2 separate regions of the Mus musculus genome follow, and region 1 is linked to region 2. A link is a loop called in an ENCODE intact Hi-C map of the cell type or tissue named here. Cell type or tissue: gastrocnemius. All regions are shown on one strand. Links, peaks and the distances in the headings refer to the core of each region. The heading gives the core; the rest is flanking DNA.

Region 1 (15,624 bases), core at 3,745-8,744, 420 kb after region 2:
TATCTATGAATAGTTCAAATTGCCTTTACTTTCTCAGTGAACACCTACAGGCTCCTTTTCCAGGTAAGACATTGCTCCGTGTGTAAGGAGCATGCCAGGCTTCCCTGGCAACCTGAGTTTGATCCCTGGAACACACATAAAGGCAGAAGGAGAGAAATGACTCTACAAAGTTATCTTCTGACCACCACGTACTCGATGGTGCATGCACACAAAACAAACAAACACAGACATCATGAGTATGCACTCATTATAATAATAAACTTAAAAATTAAAGACCACTCTAATTTGCTAAACTAAAAGATTGTTTTAGGGCTGGAGAGGTGGCTCAGCGGTTAAGAGCACTGACTGAGTTCCCAAGTTCAAATCCCAGCAACCACATGGTGGCTCACAACCATCTGTAATGAGATCTGATGCCCTCTCTTGGTGTGTCTGAAGACAGCTACAATGTACTTTTACAAAATAAACAAATACATCTTAAAAAAAAAAAAAGATTGGGGCTGGTGAGATGGCTCAGCGGGTGAGAGCACTGACTGCTCTTCCGAAGGTCCTGAGTTCAAATCCTAGCTTACAACCACCCATAATGAGATCTGGTGCCCTCTTCTGGTGTGTTTGAAGACAGCTACAGTGTACTTATGTATAATAATAAATAGATCTTTAAAAAAAAGATTGTTTTATTTATATCTTATCTATATGGGTGATTTTCTTTGGAGTAGAGGAAAGAGAAATTGATGTCCTTTTTGAAGATAAGTATGATGCTTATTTTCCTCCCTCATTATTCAAAAGTTTTAGTTTCATTATCCAGAGTCTTGTGGGGTCAGGAGTCCTCTGGTCAACTAACAGCCAGAAACCTGGTATGTTAAAACCATCAACAAACCCTGACCCAATGATGTCTGGTATGTTTCTATTTTCAGAAATAATTTCTGAGTCTTTCTTCCTCCACATATGCACATATATGATGTGTGGAGGCCAATCACAATGAATCCCACTCTTCGTCTTCCAGTTAACAATCTATCACCAATAATCTCATTTGCACTCAGTGTAAGATGCTAAGGTTGTGGGAGTTGAAAGTAATCAACCTGACATTAGCCAGGGTTAGTAATTCACTTTTTTGAGCACCTTTTAAACAAAACAATCTACTTTTTAGGAATTCATAGCTTGTTTATATAGGATAAGGCTTGTTTCTAAGTAATAGAAAGCCCAAATTAGGCTTGTTTCTGGACACGAACTCACATGGCTATTCAGCTTGTTCCCATCTTGTTGCTTGGCAAGAAGATGGTAGTAAGGACTTGAGCCTTTGTGTCTGCATCCCTGCCTTAGGAAAAAGCATGGAGTAGAGAGGTGGGTGTCACTTAGATTTTCCTGGTTGTATCCATTGCTGGAACCTAGACAAAGGAAATTACCATCTTCTTTAGTAGCCAGATGCCCAGCTGGCCTTAGGCATCCTAGCACTCAAGCACTTGCTGGTGGGCCACTAGCTGTCCTCTCTGCAGCTTGCCCTACTGCAGCAGTTCATGCAGCAGTCACCCCACTCTATTCTTTGAAATGAGCCTTGGAGAGCTTCACTGACCTGGTGCTGTCCTCACAGATGATGCTGTCTCAGAGACACGGGCTGTCTGTCCCATTTAGACCTTTATTTTTTTCTTAGCTTGGACTTACAGCCTTGTTAAGCATCTCAGGGACAATCAGATAGAGTAACTCTGGAGAATTTTTGAGAAGATAAAAATCCTCTGGAGAACTTTAATGTAGTGCCATTTCTTTCAGGAATAGGAAGTGGGCAATTTCTCTGTACATAACTTTGATCTAGCCTATAGCCTATAGTGGTGCAGGCAGCTTGTCTTTACAGTAAAAGCAAATGTTTTGTTTGTTTGTTTGTTTGTTTAAATATACCCTCCTCCCCATCACCACTTCCAACAGTGCTCAACATTTCCTGACCCAGTTTTCTTCTGTTCCTCCTACGTTGACTTTCTCTGGTAATATAAAGTTATCTATTTAAGCAACAAAAGCATGTGGTTCATGCTTTTTCCATGCATATCATGAACTCTTTTCCCTCCATAATGGTGCTAAGTTGAGCCTTCATTTTCAGCTTAGCTAGTTTTCCCAAGTGCCTCTGTGCCACTGCTATGTAGTGTTGGCGTTATTTCTCTCACTCTTTCTAGCCTTCATCATTTATTAATGACACAGATTGTGTGATGAAGAGATGTCAACATTATCATTTTTCTACATTTACAGGTATAATAGCTCTCTATCCAAGTGGATGTCACCTAATAGCCCTAAATGATTCCCCTCTTTTCAGTTACATTTCCCTCCATTATTTACTGCACCTCCCAATAGCTTATCATCCACTACTGTCTACTCTTCTTCCCCCCCTAATTTCCTGAGACAGATTTCCACTTAAGAGGCTGAAAAACTATTAGATGGAGAGCTTCTACAAACCACCAGAGCAGAAAGTCTTCTGCAAGGAGACAGCTTACCCACTGTGGTTTAACCGAATGACAAACCCAGTTACTACCCACATGAAGAGGGAGTAATCACATTTGAATGGAGGGAATCAGCATGCATAACTCTCCCTAACTCGAGTACAATAGAAACTAAGTGACTAAATTCCTGAGCAGAGGGCAGAAGAGTGGTTATATTGCTAGTCTAATATAAAACATGGTTCCCTTTATTTGAGTTGGAATCTTCATAACTGCTTAATATTAGTCTGTGAGTTGCTCCAGAGAGAAGCAATATCAAAGAAGAAAATAGTATTCATCTCTGTAAAGCATTCAGCAATGCAGAGAAGTGGGCAACCTGACATTTATTTTAGAAATTAGAGAGCTCCAGTGTTTTTGGATTAAGCAAGTGTTGCTAGTGTGCTGCTGCAAATGACCACACCACATCACATTACAGCTTCATCTTTGCTCTCTTGCTGATTCGGAAAAAGAGGTCAGCATTTTCTTCACTGTAAAATCTTAGAATTAACAATATCCATTTGCATAAAAAAATTCCCTTATTCAAAAAGTTGTTCTTATATATAGGTTAGCTTGGAGATTATGTATGTCCTTATAAAACTTTTTTGCTAAATTTAAATTATTTCAAATAATTAAAAATAATACAAGCCAGGCGTGGTGGTGCACTCCTTTAATCCCAGCACTTTGGAGGCAGAGGCAGGCGAATTTCTGAGTTCAAGGCCAACCTGGTCTACAAAGTGAGTTCCAGGACAACCAGGACTATAGAGAAACCCTGTCTCGGAAAAATATATATAAAAAGCATAATTTCTCAAAAGAAAAATGTACGCTATTATCATGCTAAACATCTTCACAGATTGTTACCAACTATAAATAGGCTGTATGGGTTACTGAACTGAACACTACCATCTCCATTGCATTTCTATGCATTGCAGGTGGCATTTCTAATTTGTCTAGAGGAGTTTGTCTTTCTAAAGTTCATTGTCCATGTTAATACATTCTAAAACTCTTCTCAGCAGTATCAGGGCTTCAACCCAGAACTTAGTGAAACATCTCCTGTTTAACTTTCTATTTTGATACACATTAGTACCAACTTGTCCCGGCCTGAACTCTCTAGCCTAGGCTGTTCTTGAATTTGTCTTTTTGTTTTGTTTTTGTTTTCTTTTCTTTGTTTGTTTGTTTTCGAGACAGGGTTTCTCTGTGTAGCCCTGGCTGTCCTGGAACTCACTCTGTAGACCAGGCTGGCCTCGAACTCAGAAATCTGCCTGCCTCTGCCTCCCAAGTGCTGGGATTAAAGGCATGCACTACCACGCCCGTGGTTTTTTTTTTTTTTTTTGTTTGTTTGTTTGTTTGTTTTTCTTGAATTTGTGATCCTCCTGCCTGAGTAGATAGTATTACAGGCCTGTTACACCTTAATTCTTGGCTGAGGGTATGGGAGTGCGTTGCTGTAAGAGTGTTGGTAGTCTTGGAAAATAATAAGAGCCCAAGAAGCCAAATTGAGGCCTATGGAAACAACTAGTTGTTAGATTTTGATAAGTTATTTCTCTGCTGGTGAGATGAGCCGATTCGAGCTGGATTAGAGTATACAGAGGCAGATTTATTAGGAAGCTGCTCTTAGGTAGGCAGGTTCACTGGTCCCAAGGGAGGAGGCCAGGGAAGTTGCTATGGAGAGGGAGAGAGAGGGGAGGGGAACAGAAAGAGAGTGGAGAGAGAGAGAGAGAGAGAGAGAGAGAGAGAGAGAGAGAGAGAGAGAGAGAGAGAGAGAGAGAGAGAGAGAATGCCTAGAGGAGAGCAGAGCAGAGAGACCAATATGTCTAGATTATATAGGGAAGCGCTTCTGTGGGAGGAGAAGCCCAGCCTCTGGACTAGGAAGTTCAGGGTAGAGCACAGAGTATGCCAAGCAGGGACTGAGGGATGCTGGGAGAACATGGAGGCCAGATCCACTCTGGTATGTTAAATATGCACCTTGGCTGTTTGTCCCAGGTCTGAATCCCAACAGACTTCACACCTAAAAATTACTGATAACCAAAATTTAAAAATTTAGGTATACACTAGGTTCCGATTTATGTGCCTGCTGTGTCCCTTGGAATTTCAATTCACACGTACTGCTATAGTTTGAATGTTTGTATACCTCCAACTCCTTTATGTTAAAATCAAATCCCAGTTTGGTGGGACTAAGAGGCAGAAGATTGGGGAAATAATGAAAATCATAAAGGAGGTGTGAACTGAAGTTCTCTGGAAGCATGCTCTATCTGTAGTGAAGATCTTGTAGACTAACTTTGGCTGACTAGACTATATGATTTCGAGAGATGGAAGCTGACAAATAAGAAAGTATCTTGAACAATCTTTGGTCCTTCCTAATAGTCATTTGCTATCAACTGTCACACCAGAGTTAAGATGCTCATGGCATTTACATATAATTTTTGAATATATCACTAAATGTGAAGCTTCCAATTTCCACCAGCCTAAGGCTAATAAGAATTTGACAAAGACAACATCTGAGTCCTATAGATTTCTCCACTGAAATGATCTTGGGTTATATCTATCCCTTTAGTAGCCATGTATTATTTACTTTATGTATGTGAGTGCACTGTCACTCTCTTCAGACACACCAGAATAGATGGTTGTGAGCCACTGTATTAGTTAGGGTTTTACTGCTTTAAACAGACATCATGACCAAAGCAAGTCTTATAAAAAACATTTAGGGGCGGGGAAAAAACCACATTTAATTGGGGCTGGCTTACAGGTTCAGAGGTTCAGTCCATTACCATCAAGGTGGAAGCATGGCAGCATCCAGGCAGACATGGTGCAGGAGGAGCTGAGAGTTCTACATCTTCATCCAAAGGCTGCTCGTGGAAGACTGACTTCCAGGCAACTAGGATGAGGGTCTTATGCCCACACTCACAGTGACACACCCACTCCAACCAGGTCACATCTATTCCAACAAGGTCACTCTTCCAAATGGTGCCACTCCCTAGTCCAAGACTATACAAACCATCACAGCCACCATGTGGTTGTAGGGGATTGAACTCAGGACCTCTAGAAGTACAGTCAGTGCTCTTATCCACTGGAACTATCTTTCTTATTTTCTTTTTTCTTTTCTTAAAAAAAGACTTATTTATTATTATATCTAAGTACACTGTAGCTGTCTTCAGATGCACCAGAAGAGGGCGTCAGATCTCATTACAGATGGTTGTGAGCTACCATGTGGTTGCTGGGATTTGAACTCAGGACCTTCGGAAGAGCAGTCGGTGCTCTTACTACTGAGCCATCTCTCCAGCCCTGGAACTATCTTTCTAAGTCCCAACTTTTATCCTTTTTAGCTAGCTGACTCAGCATTCTCATGACTATCAAATGAAACCCTTAGAATACATGCTAAACTCAGGAGACTTCCAGCCTCTATAAACTCTAAAGTTAAAGAGCAGCAACATAACATTTCCTGACTTTGCTGTAGCCAGTGTTCCATCAGTGTGTTGATCAAATGCAAGGAACAAATTATCTTTATTCTGTTATAATATATGTGTATCAATCAGGACTGTTCTTAGAACCTTAGAACTGAAGGGAAGAATAATGCAATAGAACTCAAAAAGTTGAAATCAGAAACAAAACAGAATTCAGTGGGTTAGATTCGGTCTCTTTTCACATCTTCCAAGATAGAGCACATCCTTCAAGGTAATAGAAATCCATATTTCCCAGCCATGGTCACTCATATTTGGCTTAGAATAAACTATATTTCCTCAAAAATAGAAACATATTGACAGCATCCATTATGGGAAACATTTATGTAGTGTCTACAGTGAACCCTAAGGAATATGAGACCTGAAATATATAGTTTAGATGTGTCTACACTAAACATGTAGAATAAATATTGTCAAATAAGCCAATTGAGGAGATGATATGCAACGGAAACTAATTTTTTTTTCTTTTCCTTTTTTCTTCGTTTCTTTGTTTCTTTGTTTCTTTGTTTCTTTCTTTGTTTCTTTGTTTCTTTCTTTCTTTTTTTGTTTTGTTTTGTTGAGACACTATGTAGCTCCGAAGTTCTAGGACTCACTGTGTAGAACAGGCTGACTTTGAACTAACAGAAATACAACTGCCTCTGCCTCCCAGTTGCTGGGATTAAAAGTGTGTCCACCACACATGGCACCCTACTGATCATCTTTAAATATGTAAAATTTCAAGCACTCAGTTCCATCATGAACCTTTTCCCCTAATATTGGAAACAAGTCACACTTGCTCTAAGTAAATCAGTAGAAAATGATACAGACTAAATGTGAGAGCAGCTTCATTACTTGCCGAATTATCTGAATAGCTGAATAGAATAAATGAGTTTAAAGGCACATCTTTCAACCACTGTAATTGTGGGTTTACTATTGTACCCTGTAATTACATACCAATTATTTGAATTGTTAAGCAACAGTTCTGGAAAAGCACTGTTTAAGACTGAAATATGCCCCCAACATGAGGTGAAAAATAAAAATAAAACAGTCCTGCTGAAGTTCTGTCTTGGTTAGGGTTACTATTGCTGAGATGAAACACTATGATCAGAGGCAAGTTGGGGAGGAAAATGTTTATTTGGCTTCCACTTCCACAACACTGTTCATAATCGCAGGAAGTCAAGACAGGAACTCAAACTGGGCAGGAACCTGGAGGCAGGAGCTGAGGCAGAGGCCATGGAAAGGGGCTGCTTACTGGCTTGCTCTCCATGGCTTGCTCAGCCTGCTCTCTAACAGAATCCAGAACCACCAGCCAAGGGACAATGGCACCACCCACAGTGGGCTGGGCCTTCCACATTAGTTGCTAACTATGAAAATGCCCTACAGGCTTGCCTATAGCCAGGCCTTATGGATGGAGACATTATGAAGTTCCCTCCTTTCATATAGCTCTAGCTTGTGTCAAGTTGACATAAAACTAGCCAGGACAAATTCCAAGCCACATTACACTGAAACTAAGCTGTTTAGCTGTCCTTCAGAGAAATAGGATTAGAAGTAAGTCACATTTCTCAATAAGGCAAATTTCGTTTAACTTAATGATAAAAATTCTCTCTTCCTCATCTGTATACAAAAAACAAACAACAACAACAACAAAAAGATAGCTGAATCTGGGGTTAGACCCCAAATGTAAGGGTCTGTTGTTTGCTGAAGAATAATACCCCAGACTCAAATAGTATGTAAAAGCAAGGAACATTTTATTCTGCAGAAGACCAGCATGTGGGGGTCCCTCATTCCAAGATGGAGAGACCCCAAAGTGAGCTTGCAGGCCCAATTTAAAGCACATAAGGGTAATCTCAGAGTAGGTGACCTCTATCTTAATCTGTTGGGCCCATGAATATGTGACTAACCTAAATTCCTTGTTTCCTGACTCCCCTACTCAGCTGCCTTCTTGGCATCACAAATGTACAACAGGAATCTCAGTCACCCAAGATCAAAACAGAACTCATGGTTTTCTTTAGAATCTGTTGTTCTGAGTATTTAACCCAGTTTTAGAATGTTAAGAACTGCAAAAGTTCCAGTCACCAAAGTTAAATTATTAAAGCAACTTAACGGAAAAAATCACAAGTACTCTAGAATCTAAAATATTAGCTGGGTGTGATGGCACATACCTTTAGTCCCACTAGAAGGGAGTCAGAGATAGAAGGATCTGAGTTAAAAACTAGCCTCATCTACATAGAGTTCCAGGATAACCAGGACTACAGTGACCCTGCTCCAAAGAGATTAAAGTAGTGTTTTAAACTACAAGTGTGACTCAGTAGTTGATGTACTGTAATGCAGGAGAGAACTCCTGGTCAAGAGAATACTTTCTGGTGTTGAGTAGATACTTAACATTCTAGTTGGGCCTGTCAACCATCTGGCCAAAGGACTACCCATTAGAAGGTGGGTTTACTTTAATCCATGCTAAAGACATAGGAGGAATTATCTTTTTAATGAGATGTTGTGATCTGCCCCCCTCCCATTCCCACTCCTAATCCAGTACCTATCAGACACTATGAGGTTACTATGAGATTTACTGGATTTTTCTATCTCTCTGAGTCAGGCAGGGGCAACTTTTCTTTTCCTTCCTTCCTTCCTTCCTTCCTTCCTTCCTTCCTTCCTTCCTTCCTTCCTCCCTCCCTCCCTCCCTCCCTCCCTCCCTCCCTCCCTCCCTCTCTCCCTCCCTATTTTTCTTAAAGCTATCTTTTGTTTGCTGGCCAGGTAGTGAGTATGCATTTTCTTTATTGTGGGGTTCCTTTCCCTACTTGGTGGTAGACACCAATGTTTATAACTCAAATGGGGCAGCCTTTTCCCCTCTCCTTAATTCTGCTCCTCAAGGCAGCTGCTGACATTTTCATCCTGCCCACCACACTGAGGTTTTTTTTTTTTTTTTTTGGTGAACTCTACTAAACTGGCCTAGAACTTCCATTTGAGCCCATTCTTAAATTCTCTAATGAGTGAGACTAAGAGCCCCAAGAGGGAAGCCAGATTTCCTGGGAATCATCTGGCAGCTATGAAGATTCATGCCCAAATTCAGCTCTCTACAGGAAAAAAAAAGTACATATAACACAAAAGGTGGGCTAAATGTGGTAGCTCAAATGTGCAGTCCCAGCATTTGGGAGGCCAAGGCAGGAGGACTGTGTTGAGTTTGAGGAAAGCTTGTGGTACAGAGAGCCTGTCTCAAAAGCCCAAGCAAAACAACAACCCTCCACAACTATGAACCTACTCATCACGCATTTTATATAGCAATTATATAAAAGATACAGAGTTTTCCATTCATAAGCTCTATATTTGCAGCAAATCTAATCATTGTATTAATTCAAGGAATTATCTTTCCAAATAACTCAACCCTCTCCCCCCATGCATTGTGGAGATGGGGATGGGGAACGATGTGCAAGCAAGCTGCCGTCAATGCTTCTGTCCACACTGGATAGAGACAAGAGGTTAGGAAGTTTGAAACTTTTAACTGGAAACAGAAAAAAGCTTCAAGGAGATCTCTGCCTAGGAACTTAATGATCTGATGGGACTGGATTTGAACTCATGGACACAGAAGAACATTCTTAGAAAGGCAAAGAGCATTTAGAAAAGGCATCAAAGCAGGAAACCTCATTTCAGATTGCAAGAGGAGGCTTAACAGAGACCGGGATTGCATAAGCACATCAGGCTATGTCAGAATAAGGAGGGGATTTTAAAAACCGAAGGGGGCCCAGTACAAGGGAATGCCAGGGCCAAAAAATGGGAATGGGTGGGTAGGGAAGTGGTGGGGAGGGGTATGGGGGACTTTTGGGATAGCATTGGAAATGTAATTGAGGAAAATACGTAATAAAAAAAAAAAAAAAGAAAAAAAAAACTGAAGGGAACCATTGAAGACCTTTGGGTACAGCTGTGCCATACTCCTAGAAAGTGGCTGAATCCTCAACAGGTAGCAGGTGACTTGTATTCCATGTTGTGAACTGAGCATATGTATCATTCCTAAATACATAAATGGAAGTCCAGCCGGGCGTGGTGGCACACACCTTTAATCCCAGCACTCGGGAGGCAGAGGCAGGCAGATTTCTGAGTTCGAGGCCAGCCTGGTCTACAAAGTGAGTTCCAGGACAGCCAGGGCTATACAGAGAAATCCTGTCTCGAAAACAGCAACAACAACAAAAACAAAACAAAACAAAACAAAACAAAAATGGAAGTTGAGCCTCCACTGGGATGGTATTAGGAAGTGGGGCCTTTGGGAAATAGTTACTTCATAAAGATCAAGTCGTCAGAAGTGATATCAGAGTCATAAAAACAGGTCCCGGGGCTTTAACTAGCTTCCTGTTATAGTTGAAGAGCATTGGGAAAATGTATCCTCTATAGGTATGAACTACACACCAGCAAGCTCCAGGACAGCCAAGACTACAGAGATCTTGTCTCACCATCCTATCTATCTATCTATCTATCTATCTATCTATCTATCTATCTATCTATCTCTATCTACCTATCTATACATACACAGATACACATCTATCTATCTATCTATCTATCTACTCACCTACCTACCTACCTATCTATACATACACAGATACACACACACACACAAATCAACAATCACAAAACCCAAACCGGCTAGCCAGTCAGTCAGTCAGCCAGCCAGCCAGGCAGCCAGCCAGCCAGCCAACCAACCAACCAACCAACCAACCAACCAACTAAATGAAAGCAAGTTGCTAGAGAATAAGAGCCAGACTGATTCCACCCAAGAAAGATTCAGTGGTCATGGCTGACTATGAAGCTGGAACGGCAGAGCACCTAGGAATGCAGACATCTGTAACAGCAATTCTTTGCAAGAGTCTTCAGAAAGACACAGCCCTGATGGCAGGTTGAGCATGGAGACACTAATTTTATAGTGATTTGTTCCAGTGTCAATAGTAAGGCAATACACATGACAAAGCCATTGCTACTTTGGGGTTTCACAAACTCTACAGTCTATTTCAAGTACTCACCTGATATATATATATATAATATATCATGGTGGGCTTGTCTCAGGGCTATTATGGACTAGATATTTGTGAACCCCTTCTCAAACTGGCATCTTTAGATCATGGCTCCCCAGTGTGGTGGTATTTAGATGATGGGTTTTGGACATGAGTTGGTCATTAAAGTGCAACTGTCTGAGAAAGAGGTGCAGACACTTGCTTTCCTTCATTCTTTATATGAGACAAAACGCTCACTTGCAAATCAGAAGGTGGAAGCCTCTTCGAGAAAGTTCTATGGGCACCTTGATCTCATACTTCCCCAGTACAAGATGTAAATGTTTATTGTTTAAGTCACTCAGTCTATGCTACTTTCATATAGCAGCCCAAACTGAAGGATTGCAAAATCATACCCTTTTTATAAAAAACAAAACAAAACAAAGAAAAAACTATGGCCTTAGTACTGCTTGTTATTTTTCTGTTACATCTAGAATATTCAAGGAAAACTGAATCGTGTCTCTCACCTTGCACACAGTGTTTATACTAGTGTCTACCGCACAGCAGACACTCAACAAATATTGGCTAAATACATGAATGCATGGCCATTTATTTATTCTGTTTAAAGAAAGTGCACATGCAGTGTTACTTAATACCAGGCCCATGAAATAGAATTCCTATTACCATTTTATCAAATGTAAGAGTATCAAATATAATGGCTCAGGCTTATTTGGTTTTGGCAATAATTGCTTATAGAAATTATAAAAAAAGGAACTATATTCAAAGAAATGAAACATTGAGTGTAAGATAAAGTTTAAAGAGTACACTGGCCTGGTGGTACAGAGCTGTAATCCCAGTTACTCAGGAGGCTGAGAGCCGGATTCCAAGCTCAATTGACTGCCTGAGCCACTTAATGAGAAAATTAAAAAAGGCAGATAAATAAAAGTGGGCTGGAATAAAGGTGAGTGGTGGGGTTTGCCTTCTGGTGTGTGAAGCCACACACTTATCCCTAGTACATGCACACAGGTCAAAACCAAAGCTTACAAAGTAGGCACCTGCATTCTCTAGCAGCTAGATAACTATGTATGTTTCTACAACCTACAGAAAAATCCCATTGCTAACTTGGGTGAAACACTACATGCGACTGAAGGTCTTTTTTTTTTTTTTTTTTTTTTTTTGTTTCTTCAGACAGGGTTTCTCTGTGTAGCCCTGGCTGTCCTGGAACTCACTTTGTAGACAAGACTGGCCTCCAACTCAGAAATCCGCCTGCCTCTGCCTCTCAAGTGCTGGGATTAAATACGTCCAGCTGTGACTGAAGGTCTTTTTATTCACCTGTGGGCAACTGTTTACATGCTCCAAATTCCTGGAGAGGTTTGACTTGTCACTTTTGCATCCCCTCCAGGCAGTGAGAGGCTACTTGAGTGTCCCTGTGTATACTAGCAATTCTTGCACTAACCACTGCTTCAAGATCTGAGCTTGAATTATCTGTCTAGGCTGGATGACTTTTGCATGACTTCAGCAAAACTAGGCATGCTATGTGCTGGCTTAATATCCACCAAGTTTTCTTTTTCTTTCTTTCGTTTTTGAGACAGGGTTTCTCTGTATAGCCCTGGCTGTCCTGGAACTCACTTTGTAGACCAGGCTGCCAAGTTTTAATTTTTATAGTATCTGCCAACAGAACCCAAACCCTTTGTAATTTAAGATTTCACACTATCTGTATCCTACCAGGTCTCCACAAGTCCTTCCCGTCCCTGGCTAGTTTAGTCATATAATTCTTTTGAGTTTCCTAAGTCAAGCTTCTCCTTACCTGTGAGTTCTCCTAACATACCTGTCCATCCACCAGGTCTCAGGAATGCTTTCTGCAGTTATGATGACTCTTAATATCTTGTTCTTTCCACAAACAACTTGATGACATTTAGTTGTGTGTCGTATGCAGGACTGCCTGTTTGTGTAGGCCAGAGGTTGATTCTGGGTGTCTCCCTCAATTGCTATCCACTCGGAGGGTAGCTGTTGTACTGAGGGCTCTGGGATTTGGCTAGTCCAGCTGGGCAGTTTGCCCCAGGAATGGCTCCTTGTCCACCCCCAAGCAATGGAATCACATGCAGACAGCCATACCTCTCACCGATTTACTTAGGTTTTTGGGAACCTGAACTCTGATCCTGAACAGCAAACTTTATGTCCACCAAGCCACCTCCCCCGCCTGCATTTAGTTTTTATTAGATAAACTCCCCAAAGTCAGCTTTGCCACTGGATTCTCAGCACCCACACATGGCAGGCATAGAGGTACATTTTTTTCCACTAAACAAATACACAAGTATTTGTCTTCTTAAACTGCATGAAAACAAGGCCCAAATCCCTTAAGTGAGTTGCTGGGACAGGAACTACAATCAGCACAGATTGGGGCAGTAATGAGGGCCAGAGCCTTTAACCTACATGGCATCTTCAGATGCAGCATGAGACAATGACCACATACTGGTACTATGTTCTTGGATTTCAGAACCATAAGACAAACTTTCTGAGACAAACTAAAATTTTAACCTCAGGATCTTTTCTTTTCTTTCCTTCCAGGCAGGGTTCTATGTAGCTGAAGCTAGCCTTAAACTTCTGATCCTCCCACCCCAACCTTCCAAGTGCCAGGGTTACACCATATTCAGTTCACACTCATTTATGTGCTATTGCTGATTGAACCCAGGATGTCATGCATGTTAGGCAAGCATTCTACCTGCTGGGCTACATCTCCAGTCCTAATTAGAGGTATTTTGGTATGAGGAACCAAAGGAATATTTACTGAGTAAACAATTCCAACTCTTGTCTTCCTTTTTTTGTGTGTCCAGTTTTGCTTGAATGTAGATGAGTTGGTGCAAGAGAAAAGCCCCGAAACAACAGCCTGGAGTGATAGTACATACCTAGAATATTAGCCCTGGGGAGATGTGGCAGGAGGATCACTGAAGCCAGCCCAGGCTATGGAGTAAAACTCTATCACCCCTTTTCTGGTTTCCACAAGCACCTACACACAAGTTGTGTACATAAACTTGCGCGCGGATGCGCACACACGCACGCACACACAGACAGACAGACAGACAGACATTGGGAGGCTGGAGGTGGTTAAGAGCACCCAATTTCCAGCACCCACATGGCAGCTCACAACCATCTGTAATCCCAGTTCCAGGGGATCCAACACATTTGCAGTTACCAATACACATAAAATAAATTATTAAAAAAATAAACAACACCTAATATGGAGAAGTTGGGCATGGTGGGCCACGTGCTTAACTTCAGCACTCAGGATTTAGTTCAGGTGGATCTACTTCAAGGCCAACCTAGTCTACAGAGTGAATTCTAGGGTGACCAAGGCTACACAGAAAAACCCTGTATCAAAGAATAATAATAATAAAAAAGAAACAAAGTCCAACCGCGAGGGAAAGGGAATGCTTTTGAAAAAGAGAGAAATAAGTTAGCTTTATGCATTTCCTTTCTTGTTTCTTGGTGAGCAGCTTTTTCTAGGTACCTCACCTCAGATTTTGACAGCCTTGAGTTAGAGGACACCCTGAGATCCTAAAAGTAACACACCACTACCACCCTCTACTAGAATTAGCTTACCTGTATTGGAAGGCTGAATGAATTTTCCAGGGACCAAATACTATCTAGATTGTTCCTCAAAGCTCTTAAAATTGCTGACCTCATTTATTGGGGGTGGGGGGGAGAAATCAAGACAGAAAATTGCCTTTAGGAACACTTTTACTTGGAAAATTACAACACTAGTACAAGTCAAGTCTTACACATTTAACATTTGCTTGTTGAAAGCAATTCATAATATCAAAATTAATCATGTTTTACTTTTTCTTCACAAGAACACAAAAATGAAGGGAAACTTAAAACAGAAAATTTAAAAAGGTAACACAACTTTTCTTTTAGTAGTCCTTGGGTAGTTATGACAGAAGACTTTCCATCCTTTGTTTCTTTGCATGGAGACCTTGATCCAAAGTCTTATTTGTTTCTAATATCTGCTTCTGCCTCCCCCTCTATCAGATCGGCTCCCTCCACGGCCACCTCCTCTTGGCGCTCCTCGGCTTGAACTGCTGTAGGAATCACGTGGAGGAGGGTACCCCCTTTCCATAGAAGGGGGAAGCCCTCGTTCTTGTCTGCCAACTCGATCACGGCCACTTGAGTAGAGATCACTTCTGCTGCTTGAGTAACTGTCTCGACTTCCACCGTAGCCATCACGTGAGCTGCTGTAATCATCATAGCGACTGCTTCCTCCATAAGATGGTGGTGGCCCTCGTGTAGGGGGTGCACTGCGTGAGTTTCCATAACTCTCATATGAATCTCTGTAGGAACCTCCACTTGGATGATCTGAATAGTCACGATCCCGACCATATCCATCTCTATCACCGTAGCCTCTTGATGGATAGTCATCACGGGAACTGGAATGACTGTAATCACGGTAAGTATAATCTCTTGGTGGCGGTGCATAATCTCTGGTGTCTCGGGAGCTTGGGTAATCTCTGCTTGAATAGCTATCTTTTGTAGAATATCCATCATCTCTTGGGGACAAATAAACATCTCTGCGAGATGGCAGGGGTTCCCTTCGTGGTGGACCCCCGTAGCTATCTCTTCCACGGGACACTGGTGTTCTTCCGCCCATTCCACTGCTGCTTCGAACTGGTCCGGAAGGTGTTGATCTTTTAGGAGGGGGACCCCCGCTTCGTGGTGGTGGTCCTCTCTTTACTGGAAGTGGTCCCCTGGAAGAACTCATGTTAAAGTTCATGG
Region 2 (15,624 bases), core at 5,549-10,548:
GGCATTCCATGTCTGAACACAAGATCGCAGGTGGAGCAACAAGGCATGTCCATAGTTTTAATTTTCTCTCTCTCTCTCTCTCTCTCTCTCTCTCTCTCTCTCTCTCTCTCTCTCTCTCTCTCCCCCTCCCTCCCTCCCTCCCTCCCTCCCGCCCTCCCTCCCTCCCTCCCTTCCTTCCTTCCTTCCTGTCTTTTTTTCTTTCTTTCTTTTTTTTCAGCTGTTTGTTTCATAGCCTTTTGTCAAAACTCAAGTGGGTCTGAATATACTCTTCTGAAGGCTAGTGACAAAGTAACATCCACCTATGGAGATGCTCCTCATTCCAGTACTACCCCTCACTTACAGAGAAAGTGCTGATGAAGAGCCTAGCTTTTAACAAAATGATGGCCCTGCTGTGATCCCAGCACTTGGGGACTGGGGAAGGAAGATCAGAAAGCCAAGGCCTGCCTGGGCCATGAAGTGAGTTCTAGCTCAGCCTGGGGAACTCAGGGAGACCTTGCCTCAAAATTTAAAGCCATTACATACTTGAGAAGTGACTCAGTGGTAGAGCTTCCTCAGCAAGGGCAGGCTCCAGAATCACTGCCCAGTGTCAGGGCAAAAACAAAGGAATAACAAGATGATTTCTTATTTAATCCAAGCAACCTTTACAGGAGACTTAGAGTTTGTGCAAATGTATACTGTCTGTTGTCAACACTTTTAAACATCAGTCTCAAAAACTTCAACATGGAGATCAAAAGTCTAAAGAAGCCAAGTGACTGTCCCTGGCGCATGGACCCCAGCTGACAGGGAAACCTGTATTCTCCAGCTCCAGCTCCTGGGGTATGGAGCGAGATTACCGTGACGTTAATAACTCACATTTTCCATCACTTATTCTCAGGTGTCACAGCACAGAAGCAGATCATATGATACAGACGATCAAAGATAGCAAGGACAGCACGGAACATCTCAAACAGAAATCCTTGCATCATCTACCACATTTTTATGTCCATGATTATTTAGCATCATGGTTATTTTAAAAGTTGTCATTGATATTGACACGTTCATAGTCATTGCTACTTATTAATGCGCATAGTTACAGATACTCATACTCTTACCTACTGGTTATACTTATTTTCTGCTAAAGCGCATGCTCGTTCCCTGGGAGACCGAGTAATGACATACATACAGATACTGAAGGAAATTTTAGTATATGTACAGTCAACCTTGACCTCCTATGAGGCACACTTGAAGCTCCTTGAGCTTTGAAGACGTTTTAAAATTATTTTTAAAATTATGGGCATGTATGTGTGTGTATTTGTGTATGTGTGCATGTGTGTGTTGTGTGCCTGTGTGTGTTCATGACTGAGGCTGTTCCCAGCTCCCTCTCTCTGTTTTGAAGTGTTCCCATGTGCCCTTCTCTAGTCTATGACTTGGTGGGCAGGGATGGGGGTAGGGGTTGGAAGGGGGAGGAATCAGAGAATCTGGACCCAAGATTAGCCCTGTGTTCAGATGAGTGAATTTTCTGTCTCTTTATTATTTCACTGAATCTTAGGGAAAAGTCACCACATTTTTCTGGGCACAGAAGTTAGAGGAAATTGGGTGTAGTTTGGTCATGACACTTGCAATATTTTTCTCAAGCAATTGTCCTACCAACAGTGTCTAAACATGCAGACCTTTTAGGAGCCGAGCAAGGCAGCCTTATTCAGTTCTACACTCTTCTTGTCCCGTGTCTGTGCACCTGGGGAACATTGCTGATCAACAGCATGCAACAGGCATCTGGAGGAAGAAACCAGTGACCCCCAAAGAGTCTGGAGATTACAGACAGCAGCATGGGGAGGGGTGCCTGGCGGTGTGTGCAGCTTCATTAGGGAGGCCCAGGGTTACCAGATGCTATTGGCAATACTAAGTGGGAGTTTCTGTGACGTAGCTCTGTGACGTAGGCCTTTAGCAGAGCCATGGCCTTTGCACTACCCACCGAAAAGAGAATGACTGTTTCCTATGGAAATGCCCAGTGCCTGCAGAAACACCAAAAGTTTACATTTCTAGTTTTTTTTTTTAACCATATTTCTCCATAATCATTATTACTTATTGCTCTGACTGAGGCTTGGTGGAGTTATTTGGGCAATAAGCATGAAAAAATAATACAAAGACAATTAACTGACAAACCAAGACCAGGGCAGTTACAGCTCAGATGATCTGAAGAAACGCAAGGAGCAAATGTCTCCAGCCCACTGTGAGACATCGTTTTAAAAGGGGATTTTAATTACTTTTAAAAATGATTTGTGTGAGGGTGTGTCTGCCTATGTGTGGGTGTGGCTCATGAGTGGTGGTGACTAGCAAGACGGGAAAAGATGTTGGACTGGTGATGGGGTCCTTCGCAAGAGGAACCGCTCAGCCACTGAGCATCTCTAACTCCAACGGATCTTTTAAACTGTTTTGCCCATGAACTCCAAGTTCCACAGTACTGAGTGGCTTTCCGACATCATCTTAGATCATCTTAGAACTGTGACCCATCAGTACAGACTTTAGTATTTTATGAATCTGTAAACTGAGACTAGGGGTAGTCTCTCAAACTTTATTCTAAATATAATCAACTTTCCAGTATTTTCTACCTTTATGCTATCAACTTAGATCTCCCAAAAATTTAGATATAATAAGCAGCCAAGTTCAGAATTTTAAACACCCCACATACCCAGGTTAAATAGATATTAGGGGATCCAAGTAGTTCTTAATAAATCCCCCTTAATATTCCATGTAACTCTTGATCAGAACCCATGGTAAACTAGCTTCACAATAATCTCTGTGTGTGTGTATGTGTGTGTGTGTGTGTGCGCGCGCGCGCGCACGCGACAGGTGCACATGCTGCCTGGGAGGTCAGAGGACAACTTGAAAACACTCAGTTTTCCTTCTACCGTGTCAGTCTTGAGGATCAGTCCGCGGGCATTGGGATTAGTAGCAGGTACCTTCATTGGCTGAGCCATCTTGGCAGCCAAGAAAAATAATGTTGATGATTATGGCTCACCAGCCCATTTTGAGTACCAAAAAAAAAAAAAAAAAAAAAAAAAAAAAAAATGAAAAGAAAGAAACTAGTCATCTGGCAGTGTCTTGTATCTTACTTCTTTCTCCCACCAGTGACTGGTCCTACCACATTCACACCTCCCTCAAAAATGCCAATGTCTGCACAATTTTACTACGAACAGACAGTTTCAGTCAAAGCAGAGAGAAATGAGGTTCCTCCTGTCTGTTGCAATAACGTTAATATTATCTCTGTACAGATGCTTTCAGAAGTATGGAGCTAAATGCAGAGCCCTGGAGATGCCCAGAAGCACACACGGGTAAGCACAGCCTTTCACAGAAGACCTAAGAAGCTGCAAAGTTGCAGGATAAACTTTTTACCATGACAAAGTAGAGTGATGTCGCCTGTTCCCGTATGAGATTGACAGCAGGAAATAATGACAATCAGGTTAGTGCAGGATGCATTGCAATGCAGAGGAAAGGAAGAGCTGTGTGTGTACTCACTCGGTCAGAATAAGCCAGGATAGTTTTACCACCCCTATAAAATCGGCCTCTCGGGATATGCATGCTGAATTCTCTAGGCTGCAAAATGACTCTGGCTGTTGGTGAGCTAAGAAAGAGTAGACGTGAAATGAACATTTGTTACAGGCCCTTTACAAGAAAGACTGTTATGTTAGTGGGTGACCTTTCAGAATGCAGAGGAGCAGAGGGTCAGCTTTGAAAACACCATCATAAACTGAAAAGAGAAATAAGCTGAACACACTGGCTTGAGATGAACTTTGTGATGACAAGGTAGTGCTGGTCGAGCTCCTGAGAGCAGGGGGTGGCAAAGTCGGGGCCCAGAGGCTCACACACACAGTCATGCTCATGGCTGCGACCGTGAGCTAACACACACACACACACACACACACACACACACATACACATACACACACACACACACACACATGCATACACATTAATACACACAGAACACATGAATGTGCGTCTATATACATAAGGGCAGCGATATGTTTTCAGTTTACCCTTCTATGTCTAGCAGAGAAGAAATTCTGAGGCATTGACACAGTGTGTAAAGCAGAACTGAATTAACTTTTAGAAAAGAAAACAAGTCTTGGTCCATGAGATCATGAGTCACAATTTTTGTACCTGAAGGGTAGTTGGGAGTTTATCACTAGGGATAAAATTGAGCACTTCCAACCTGAGGATAAGGTCTAAATTCTTGAACCCATTTGTTTACAGATTCAATGTGAGAATGTCACTTACACAGTCATTTGTTCCTTTTCTGGATCTCACAGGTGACCATTGCTTGCTGAAGATGACAATGCCAGTCTGTGTGGCTTCTGAACTCTGACATTATGTCCCCAAACTATAACCTTACATTAAAGAGTACACGTGGGATGCTTAGGAACAAGTGATTCTAGAGCACCAGCCCCCAGCACCTGGCAAAGTGTCCCTCTGCAAACCCAGGCTTTCTTTTTATCTTCCTCACAAACGAATCCGAGGTGTTAGTGTTTCTTCAGCCACCGAGCAGAATGTCAGAGCCTGAAGATTCAGTCAGCTGAGGCTGAGCCCTCACGCTTACCTCTGCCAGTATCAGTTCATTATATCGGACAGTTGGATTATTCCTCTCTTCTATATAACAACAGGCTTAGTTACACCCAGGTGATTTATTCCCATTTCCTGATTGCCTCCTGTATACTAGGAACTACAATAAGTATAAAGAATGACCACGGAAGGCAGAGCCTCAGCCTTATGATGTTCGCGGGCAGAGTAAGAAGATGAGCAGATAACAACACAAACCCGTTCAGTGAGTTTTGTGGGCTTAGAGAAACTGTTTTGGAGAGATAAGTGCCTTTGGCTTGTGTGCTCTGGTGCATGCGGAGGCCTGGGCTGACACAGGGAGCCTCCCTTAATTACTCTTTTGACTTCATCATCAAGGCAGGATCTCTTTTAACCAGCTTGTGTCAAGGGCCCCGCTACCTCCCCCTTCTACGGCTGGAATTGTAGGTGAGCTGCTATTCCCACCTGGGATTCATGGGATGTCGGGATCGGAATTCATATCCTCTTACTTACCCAGGATGTGCTTCAACCATTGAGCCATCTTCTCAGCCTGTGAGAACTGTGTGAATAGTCTTCCCAGTTCTCCCAGGAAAACGGAGCAAGTGGTGTTTCAATCTCTAGTGCCAGTATGGACACACACGTACACACGTATGTACATTCTTGATATACACGTACACACGTATGTACATTCTTTTGGTTTTCATTTTGTAGCATGATTTTTCCTATAGAGACATTACCCATCGCTGCTTCTGCAAACCTCATTATCTCCACTTCATGAGTGAGAAAGATGAGCAAGTCCCTCCTTGGCTGCTAAGTGATGGAGCCTGGCTCTAAACCTTGGCTGACTGTGGATGTCAGACTCTGAATAAGCCAAATCCTAAAACATTGTTTCTTTGACATGCTGCTGCAGCTGGGACATGGGCTTCTGCAGAGGACATAAATGCTCATCTGGCCTGTGTACCAATTAGCCAAAGAGCACAGGAGCTATTCTGCTGGGCAGACTCCATGCTCCAACCTGCCCAGCATCGTGTTGACAACTAAGGCCTGAAGGGATTCACCAGGGAAAGACATAGTTTTCCTCTCTGACATTAACCTTAAAGGTTAGGTATACTCTGAGTAGCCATTTATGGCTCTGACATTCATAAATTTGGTCAAAACCTTTATGAATCCATTTACATTCCTCGCCTGTACCTCTTTTGTGGTAATGAGCTCCACACGTTTATTATTTTCTGTGTGAAGTCAGGCTTCACTTTATTTGTCCTCGACCCCCTGCACTCGGGTTTGGGGGGATTCTGACTCTTCCTGGAAGGGACTGAGCATTCTGATGATTGCTCCCACTATGTGTGCACAAGCTCCAGATTCACCACGTGTAGTTTGTTTTGGCTTGAGAAAGAGTAAATGAAATTGCGCGTCACATTTCTATTGTGAAGAGACCAATGCTGTATTTAAGGATCCGGCTCTACACCGTTTCCTCAGCACACTTACTGGTGATTGCAAACAGGTTCCAAGGCTCCCTTAGAATAATCTTGTCTTGGTCTTCTTAACTCACACTTTCGGGTTTGAGGCAGCTCCAGTCTGGCCCTGTGAAAGCTGGGGTAAATTTTGTTTTGAATTACTTGGAGAGTAAGCATATACTGTGTGATATATATATACTAGCTGATTATAACCAAGGCAAGTATAGAACATACCAGAATAACAGGAACAGAGGCCTGGCTGTCAGAGTTCACTGAGCCTGAGCTGTAGCTTCCACATTTGTGAGACTGGAGGTTAAAATACATGTGCTCCCAGATCTCATAATATTCTCACGTTCTGAGCTCTCATTTCTGTGGCTGTTGACTTGAACACAGTCAGCACCATCTTCTGGAGTCCAGCAGGCTTCCTTTCATGTTCCTTCCAGTGTTGCAGGAAGCCTTTGGGTGGGCAAGCTCTGCTGCTTTCTTTTGTTCAGCAAAAGATCTCATCAAAAGACTAATATAGATAGCCTCCCCTTGCTAGAAGTAATTGTGGGTCATTGTCGTGATGGGTTTGGCTCAGGCTGGTCCTAGGTGGGAGGTAGGGTGAGAAGGCCTGCTTGGCCAAGCACTCCTTCTCCTTAGCACTCAGTTTGGTAATAATCCTGGTTAGTGTTTTTATCAAGTAAACACAAGCTGGAGTCATTTGTGAACAGGGAGCCTCAGTTAAGAAAATGACCTCCATTCTTTGGTGTCTCGAAGTAAAATTAAAGTAAGAATGTAACAACTGAAGATTGCTTTAGAAAAGAGTGAACTACTGCATTTCAGAAATGGCAGACAGTGTACTAATGTGTAGAGATACGCTTACGCCGCTCTTAAAGAATGCTTGGTGCATTGTAAGCACTCAATATTGTCTGCTCGGAGAAAGTGAGGCATCTAATGTCCTAGATCTGGGTCATGGCTTCTAACCTACCATGCATGATAGCAGTGCCAATGGCTCACATTCATGCCAATGACCATGGTTTGGCATGAATCTTACTGTGCCCTGATGGATTTCTGGTGAGAACACCCTGGGGAGAGGGGGTGGGTATGAAAAACACATCGTCTGTTTATAGAGGGACTTGACTAGGGTTTAAAGACATCTGTTTTCACTTTAATGATCTCAGTAGCAAATGATAGAATTATTGTCCACTTGAGGTTTTGAGAAAGTGGTTTAGTTTTCTGACCAAGCAGTCGCCCTGGTGGAAGAAACCGTCACATCAGCACGTGGCTACCGAAGCTCAGGCAACATTTCCACAAACACATGGAGAGAAGGAAAGGGCATCTATCTCAATGTTATGTTTTACACCAGGAAAGCAACCACCTTCCCAGAATTCCTCAGAAAAATCCTTCTACAGAAACAGACAACATTCCCAGGTTAGATGTGAGACAGGTGACTATGCAACTGTACCAGATTCGGGGGAGGAGGGAGTTGTGGGAAATGGAAATGACTAGCCAGCCTACAATGTCTGACACACAGTTTTAAATACAAGAGCCCCAAAACTGTGTTTCAGAATTTCACAGAAACTAATGCAGACAGAACAGAAAAGGCAAACATGGTCAGATAACAGTGCTCTTTGTTGTAGTGGTCAGCTACCAGGAGGAACTTCCAGCTCTCCTAATTGAAAGAGAAAGAATTTCTCCCTTCTATTTTGTCAGAGTTCATTATCTTCAGTTTGTTTCTATTTGTTTATTTGTTTATATGGTCTTATTTTTCCTTTGTTTGCTCTGCAAAATAAAGCATCCAAGAGTTGCCTTTGATAGGTTGAGGGTGTGGGGGAACTCACTAAGTCTGCCTGATGCTGGGAAGTCTGAGCCGTCCCTCCAGCACTGGGCTGGGCTCGTCCCACTTTACTACAAGCAGTCTATTTCCCATCTCAGCATTTACAACTTTCCCTAAGAGAAGAAAATGGGTTTTACTAGGAAGTCATATTAAGACAGAATCTAGGCAGACTCAGTAGTAAAAAGATAAAGACATAATTTAAACTCATTTGGGCGAAAAGATAAATGCAGATAAAAGCCCGTGAACAGGAGCCAAATGCCTTGGCGCAGGAAGCTCAGACAATGGATTGGCCATGAGCCACAGAGCATCACAGACTGCTGAAGGCCAGTCCCTGAGCAGAGGGAGTGCCCACTGAGGCCTCTACCCTCATGCTGGGAGTCCTGAAGAGGCACTGACAAGGTCTCACGGAAGGAAGACTGCTGGGCAGGAAGAGTGGCAAGGCAGTGACAGAGCCTGCAGGAAGGAGCCTCTGGGTTTCAAGAACTGCCCAGTCAAAAACAGCCTGAGGCTGCAGAGCTTCGGAGAAGTTTTTCAGACTGACCTTTGCTTTTAGAAAGGAAGTCTAGAACACTTCTGTCCTTCTTAGGAAGGAAACATGGTTTTTAACAAGTCGATGTCTTTATTTGGAAATACCTGCATGACACTATCAGCATTGTTTGTGTTCCTGGTTGCATTTGCTGGAAAGGGGTCATGTTTCTGAGGCTTAGATCAGTTCATTACAAGTTGGCTGAGGATGTTGTGGTCCTGTGCTAGTTTCTAGGTTAATAAGATAAAAAAAAAGCAAGGTTCAACTCTGGAGTGGCTTATACTATGACTAGAGGCATTTTGTCCCTCAGGAGACATTGGAACTGTCTGGTGAGGTTTTGGTTGTCAGAGTTTCAAAGGGGTTACTTAAATCTAGTGGGCAGAGACCAGAGGTGCCAGTAAGATAAGTACTTGGCCCACAATCTCAGTAGCATTCACACTGAGAGCTTGCACTGAAGTTAAGATGCATTGTGGGAAAACAGTTGGGCAGAAAGCTTAGCTGATAAAGTGCTACTTGCATAAACATGACAGTATGAGTTTAATCCCTGATACCCACATAAAAAGCCAGACCTGGTAGTACATGCTTATAATTATAATTCCAGAGTTTGGGCTTTCTGGCCAGCCAGTAGGCAAAAGCAGTGAGCCCCAGGCAAATGAAGACTTCTGTTGAAAAAATAACAAATGGACAGCACCCAAGGAAAGACTCCTGGAGCTGACGACCTCTTATCTCCATACATGGTCAAATAGATACATTCACATACATGTGTACGTGGATGGACACACACGGGAGACAGAGCGGAAGTGGAGAAGGAAGACGACGAGGAGGAGCAGAAGGAGGAGGACGAAGAAGGAAGGGAGACAACAGAGCCGTAGAAGTATGTAGAAGGTAAAGAAGTTACAGAGTGTCCTAAAAGAACGACTCACTAATTCTACTTAAAGGAGCCTGTAAAGGCGAAATAACATTAGGTCTCTGGTCTTCAGTGAGATCTGAAGACTGATTATGAACTAGACTGAAGATCGGGGTGGGTTCCATGGGAACGGAAGAGGATCCTGCAGGGAGAGCATATGCAAAAGGCAGGAATAGTTCAGGTGAGGGGGGGGGAGGATTGAGTCAGGATGCTGGAGGGATAAGCCAGGTTATATTATTAGCAACCGGGAAGCAGCCTAAGGAGTTTGGACTCATGTCTAGAATTGATGAAGAACACTTGAAAGTGATATTACACAAAATTATCCAGACGGGCAGAACAAATGGTTGTTGTACCTGTTTGACACACATGCCTGTGACAAATGGGGACATGCTTCTTCAAGAGACTCTCCCCTTCACTGTGTATCAACTGGGTGACCCGCCATGTAATTGAATTCTGACACAACAATGTTGGATGTCAGCTCAAAGTCCAGGTCCAAAGGAAGCCAGATGCTAAGGACAGAGAGCAGGCCCCCAAATTATCCACAACTCCTGTTCAGTTTGGCTACACATTGGTGATCCCGTGACACTTTTGAGTTTGACAATTTGCTGTGGCTGCTTAACAGTGCCCAGGAAAACAGCTACTTCCCAGGCACTGTCTTTCACAAAGGATGTCTTACAGGAAGTGATGGAGCAATCAGTTGTGTAAGTACATGGGACAAGGTGGTGGGGGTGCTTTGGGGAGTTCTGAGGTTGGTCCATACTCCCAGCTTGTGAATATTCTGTTCCTTACTGGAACCCTCTGAACTCTGCTCGTCTGTTTTCCTATGGAGGCTTCAGTCAATAGTAGGACTGCATCACTGGCCATCAGTGAATAGCTGGACCTGCAGCCTCTATACAAATGCTAGAGTGAAGGTAGAAATTACCTCACTATTCCAATGTTATCACTATCAACCCTTATCCTAGGTTTGGTTTGTTTAGAAGCCTTACTATTAATGATCTCGGCATACAAAGAGACACAGAGCTTGGTTTTAGGAGCTGTGTGTCAGCAAATAGGAACAGAGAAAAATATTTTTTTTCTTGTTTCACAGATCAGTAGCTGCTGCATTCTGAAATAAATGCAAATTGAGTGTAGAGGCCCACGGCCTTCTGTTGGCTCCCCTCTCCCGTGTTTTCAGGCTCATTCTTCATACACAGTACAAGAATACACGGACAGGTATACTTTGGGGGCAAGGACACTGCTCAGTCAAATTTGTCCATGAATATGTTAGGATGGACAGAAGTAAATGTGTTGAAAGATGGATGGGAAAAGACATCGCATAGTTTGGCTTCATGAGCAAGTACTCTACTAATGAGCTATGTCACCCAAGCCTACAAGAATGTCCCTGGTGACAGATCCCAACATCTTCTAAAATTTTGTGGTCCATCTTCACTAAAGGGAAGTGGATTAGTAGGCAATTATAAGGAGCCATTAACTTAGGGAAGGGAAGCCAGAAAACAGTTTAATCACCCTTGAGAATGTGAACTTGGGGTGCTTAGAGATCTGTATAGATCCAAAACAAGAGAGACAGATTGGGTAACAACTAGACCATGAAGAAAATGGGGGCGTGCTATGAGGCTGTCTGCACAGTGTGAGGTGCAAGTGCTCGGGTGTAGAGCAGATCCAGATGACACGGGGTTCCTCGATTCCCTGGAGGGCAGCAGCAGGGTCGAGGACTACACAGGATATCTGCTTGCTTGAATTCCCAAGTAAGAATGCACTGTAGCACACTGAGAGAGTAACTCCTGAGAAATGGCAGCTGCAAGACTGACAACTGGGCACGTGGAGATAGAAACCACATCGCTAAGATAGTGCCAGGAGTAGAGAGAGATTATTTCCTGAAGAAAATAAGGATGTGGAAGAGTTTCTTAAATACAAAATGACTCCAGGAGCCATTATTAAAATATTTGTTTTGTTTTTATATTAGAACAGGAGCAGCAGATGGAATCTATTCTTTTGCAGTAGTTGCATAAATGATATAAAGTCACCAACTCTACAGCTTAAACAACACAAACGTAGTTTTAGAGAAGCAGGGGTTATCAGGACTGGTCATCTCTGATATGTGAAGATTATGCCAAATCTCCCTGGCTTGTAGAAGCAACTTTCTGGTCTCTGATTTCACTACCCTCTCCGTATGAATTACATGAAGATGCTGCTCCTACTGAACAGAAAACACTCCACCCAGACCTAACTTCATTGTAAACAATTACACTATCATCAGTGCCGTTTACAAATAAGGTCAGGAGCTGAAGGACTGTGAGTTAGGACCGAAATACCTTTCTAGTGGGGAGTGCATAGCATAGCCATCTAATCCATAGCATGCAGTAGAAGTGGATCCATGTTGTAACAGACAAAAAAACCCAAAAAAACAAAAAAAAAAAACAGGAAAGTGGATCCAAGAGGCCATATTTTGCCAGTAAAGTTTGAGACTCAGTGGAATGTAGCCCCTGGTCAGACAGATCAGTATGAGTGGGATGATGGGTCACTATGTTCGGGCATAGGCTTCTCACTGCCCAGTTCTGAGGGCATACTTTATAGAAACAGTGTACCCAGTGCCTTTGTTAGCTGGACGACAATGCATTTGCTGGCTCTTAGAAAAACAGAGAGGAAGTTCACAATGCTCTCTTGGCACTTCTAAGTTGGGAAGTCTTAGTATTTGTAATGGAGCATGCCTTTATGAAAGGCTTTTGTGAGGCTGCCCTCAGTAAGCTACACCGCTGAGAACAGCAGCCAGATCTTCTCATTTATACACAACTCCTAATACTTTAGGGTTGGAGCCGGCCTGCAGCTCTCATGTCCCGGTTCTAGCCTGGGAGGCAGCCTGGAGCTGAAAGAGAAGAGGGGACCTAGGCCGGTTGAGAAATAATGGAACCAAGACAACTAGTCTGCTCAAGGTTCTAATGTTTAATGGCAGACACGCTTTATAAAGGAGGGGGGAGGCCCATTCCCGCCAATTCATCCTTGGAGCCCAGCTGCAGGTGACCACACGAAGGATAGAATGTAGTCTCCGGAATAGCTAGGCAGACTCCCAGCAGGTAGCAGCAGCGACAGTGGCTCAACAATAGAGTGATCTAGGGAGGCAGGCTGCACCCTAGGTAATCTCCTTAGTGGCAGCAAAGTCAAGGTCTGGCTCAGCCTGCTTCAGGCTTGTTGGAGGTTACACTTTAGCATCTGATGCAAAGTACTCAGTGAATGAGCAAACAGCCATACCCTAGGGGCAACAACATGGTTACTTGGTTATCAGTGAATCCATAGGGAGACGATGGAATTGGGATGACCACGTGGTTAAAGAACAGCACACATGTTGAGGATGTGGAAGAAATTCTGCAGAAGGCAGCATGTCTGTAATACATTACTTTTCTTTCTTGGGTCAATACCCAGAAGCATTCTCTGTCTCATGTAGACATACACACACACACACACACACACACACCAGGTTTCATTACATAGACCTGTCTGGCCTGGAACTATGTAGACCAAGCTAGTCTCAACTTTACAGAAGCCTGTCACCTTCTGCCTCCTGAGTACTGTGACTAACAATGTGTACCCCCACACCTCTAGACTTGAGTACTCATAAGAACTTGGGAGGTGTTAGATTTGGGTAGGGGAATCATTTTTTTATCCCTTCTCATAATGTCAATTTTGTAACAGTTTTGTCTAGTTGTGCAAAAAAATGGTTTTGCATCATTATATGAATAGCAGAATTGAAATGCTTTATAACAATAGACATAGTAGTCAAATAAAGTGATGGATATTATAACATTAGTCCTCAAAGTCATAAAATATTCAACTAAGAAACGAAGAAGGAAAAACATCTTCATGGATGACATGATGTGTTCGAGAACTTAAAATGTCCAGTGCTCTAGAGGCTCAGCACCATATATAAGTTAGGGACACTTAACGATATGCAAACCCACCTGTGATTGACTTTACACTATCGTCCTGTGTGACAAGCAAGGAGGTGCCTGAGTGACCTGTAGGGACCAAGGCAGGATAAAAAGTTGTTCAAAATGAAAGATTTGCAAGATGGCGCCAACAGGGCATTAACTTCCTTGCGAGGCCCAGAACAGGCTCACTGAAATACCCAGTCCTCTCTGTCAGCTACATGGCTACTGAGCGGTAGCAAAAAGGGATGATAGGAGCCATTCTCACAGCGTTGGAGGCAACAGAGGTTTCCAGTGCACTGAGCTTTCAGTAAACCCCTTGTTAGTTACAAAGAGAAATAAGGCCACCTCAGCCTACTGAGTGACGTCTTTTCTTCTACTTCCTTTGCAGCCGCATTGGGGTGACTCCCTTGTTCATACATAACCTTTCAAAGGCTGCCATCATCCTCTCTTGCACTCATTTTAGCTGTAGGTCCTCGAACTCACGGCCATCAGATCATTTGGGTGCCTGCCTCTCTCCTTTCTCCTGCTCACGCCATTGGGTCTCCACCCTTCTTTCTCTGGGGTCTGTACTTATACTTTGACTCAGATTCATCTGGTTACGTGGGGCATCTGGGTGGAGCCACACTGCATTCGGTGTCCAGTGTGACTACTGTCCCTCTGGATTTGCTGCACTGTGCCTCTGTATCCTGGGTCCCTATGCAGCTGTCTTGATTTGAGGGTTTTCCTTTTCAGGGACACTGACTCATAAAGTGTTACTCAAGTTCATTCAGAAAGTGGCACTGAAGTTGGCAACACTAGTCTCCTCTTGGGAAAATTTGATAGTTATCTCCTGATTTATTACTTGTGGACGTATTTCCCAGCTTGGCTTGGAGGTTAGCCATGTTGCTAAAGGTTATAGTACCTCACCATTAATGATTGGGAAGGTGTCTCAACGTGGTTGGTAGTGCTACTTGTGAATGAGCTTTTGGGGGTTGACTCCTTATCTTCAGACATTTTTGTTGCAAACAACAGCATGGAAAGATTTCATTGATGCCTCAGAGTTTGATGACCACACAATATATATCTTCAAGATCCAGTGTGTGTTTGTGTGTGTGTGGGGGGTGTGGGGGTGTGGGTGTGGGTGGGTTTAGCTCTATGGTTAACATGTAATAGAGAGAATATTGAGCCACATGTCAACATTCACTTTGATAGATGTAAAATTAAATAAAAATGATGAATGAATGAATAAATGAATAAATGAATGAATGAATGAATGAATGAATGAATGAATGAATGAAAAGGTTTTTATCTTCTAAGACACCATGATGGTTAATATTTATTGTCAAATAGACATGATTAGATATGGAATCACCAGAAAGACAGGCTTCTGGATGCAACTGTGAGCGATTATCTAGATCATTATCTTAATGCTTGGACCCTTTAATACAATTCCTCAAGTTGTGATGACCTCAACCATAAAATTATTTTCACTGCTACTTCATAACTGTAATTTTGCTACTGTTTTGAACCCTAATGCAAATATCTGTGTTTTCCGATGGTCTTAGGCAACCCCTAAAAAGGGGTCACAACCCACCGTTTGAGAGCCACTGATCTAGATTATGTTAATTTAAGTGGAATCCTCCCCTTAAATGTTGGTAGGATGATCCCCTGAGTGAGGGGTCTGGTCGGAATAAAAATGAGGAAGGGGCTGACAGGAGTACTCATCTCTCTCTGCTTCTGGACTCCCGGACAACGTGACAGACAGGGTGAACAGCTCATTCCAGCTCCCATTGCCTTCGTGTCTCTGCTGTAATAGACTGCAAGCCAAAATGAACCTTATCCCCTTTAAGTTGCTTTTGTCCACGTATTTTATCCCAGCCATGAAAATATCTAACACAGACATGGCCTTTGGTTTATGGTAGGGTTTTTTCCTCTAGTAGAGAGCAGTCAAAAACCTGGTTGGTCATGCTGCCTACCTGTCAGACCAATTTTGGATGTCACTGTCTAAAACAAGGACTTCCCATTGATATCTTACTTTTAATTAGAGTTCTGGGTAGTAGCTATAGGGACCTAGGGTATTATTTTCTTCTAGAATAAACACAATCCTTGTGGCTCGTGAATCAAGAAAATTCAATTCTGTGGGAATCATGGTTTCTAGTGGAATTCAGCTTTCTCGGTGATAATTCCCAGCATCAATGATTATTACAAACTATCTGACTATTTTAAAAGCATTTCATAAATTGCTTTATTCTACTGTATTATTGGGCCTGGGGAAGTGTCAAAAGGCTCGTCTAATTATGCTTATATTATTTTAAAAATTTAAATGGAGACTTTAGGTTTCTTCATAAAAATCATCATACCAGCTCACTTTTCTTGAACAAGTTGTTTTCTTCATGCTAGATGTGACCTTCTGATCCCAGCTGTCACTTGTGACAGATTAGGGCTTCCAGGCCCAGAAATGC

The links. A loop is a pair of places that touch in the nucleus more often than their neighbours do. Peaks named below come from ENCODE experiments on the same cell type or tissue, not always from the same donor. Only the 100,000 strongest peaks of a DNase experiment are listed, where the experiment ranks them.
Region 1: it touches region 2 in a loop (9-fold over the local background); 1 of 42 quality-filtered maps calls a loop at or near these places.

Annotation. Positions count from the first base shown.
Region 1 is chr8:78,490,695-78,506,318 of GRCm38, forward strand. Rbmxl1 (RNA binding motif protein, X-linked like-1) reads right to left here. Exons shown (of 2, transcript NM_001252089.1): 2 at 14,575-15,624. The coding sequence ends at 14,852. Among named protein-coding and RNA genes, the nearest start is that of Rbmxl1, 10 kb to the right of the region's middle. In gastrocnemius, for the core only: no CTCF peak of the experiment used is centred there; no DNase peak of the experiment used is centred there.
Region 2 is chr8:78,069,197-78,084,820 of GRCm38, forward strand. Gm6360 (a long non-coding RNA gene) reads left to right here and starts at 3,252. Exons shown (of 2, transcript XR_878949.2): 1 at 3,252-3,311; 2 at 4,290-4,392. In gastrocnemius, for the core only: no CTCF peak of the experiment used is centred there; a DNase peak (open chromatin) is centred at 8,150.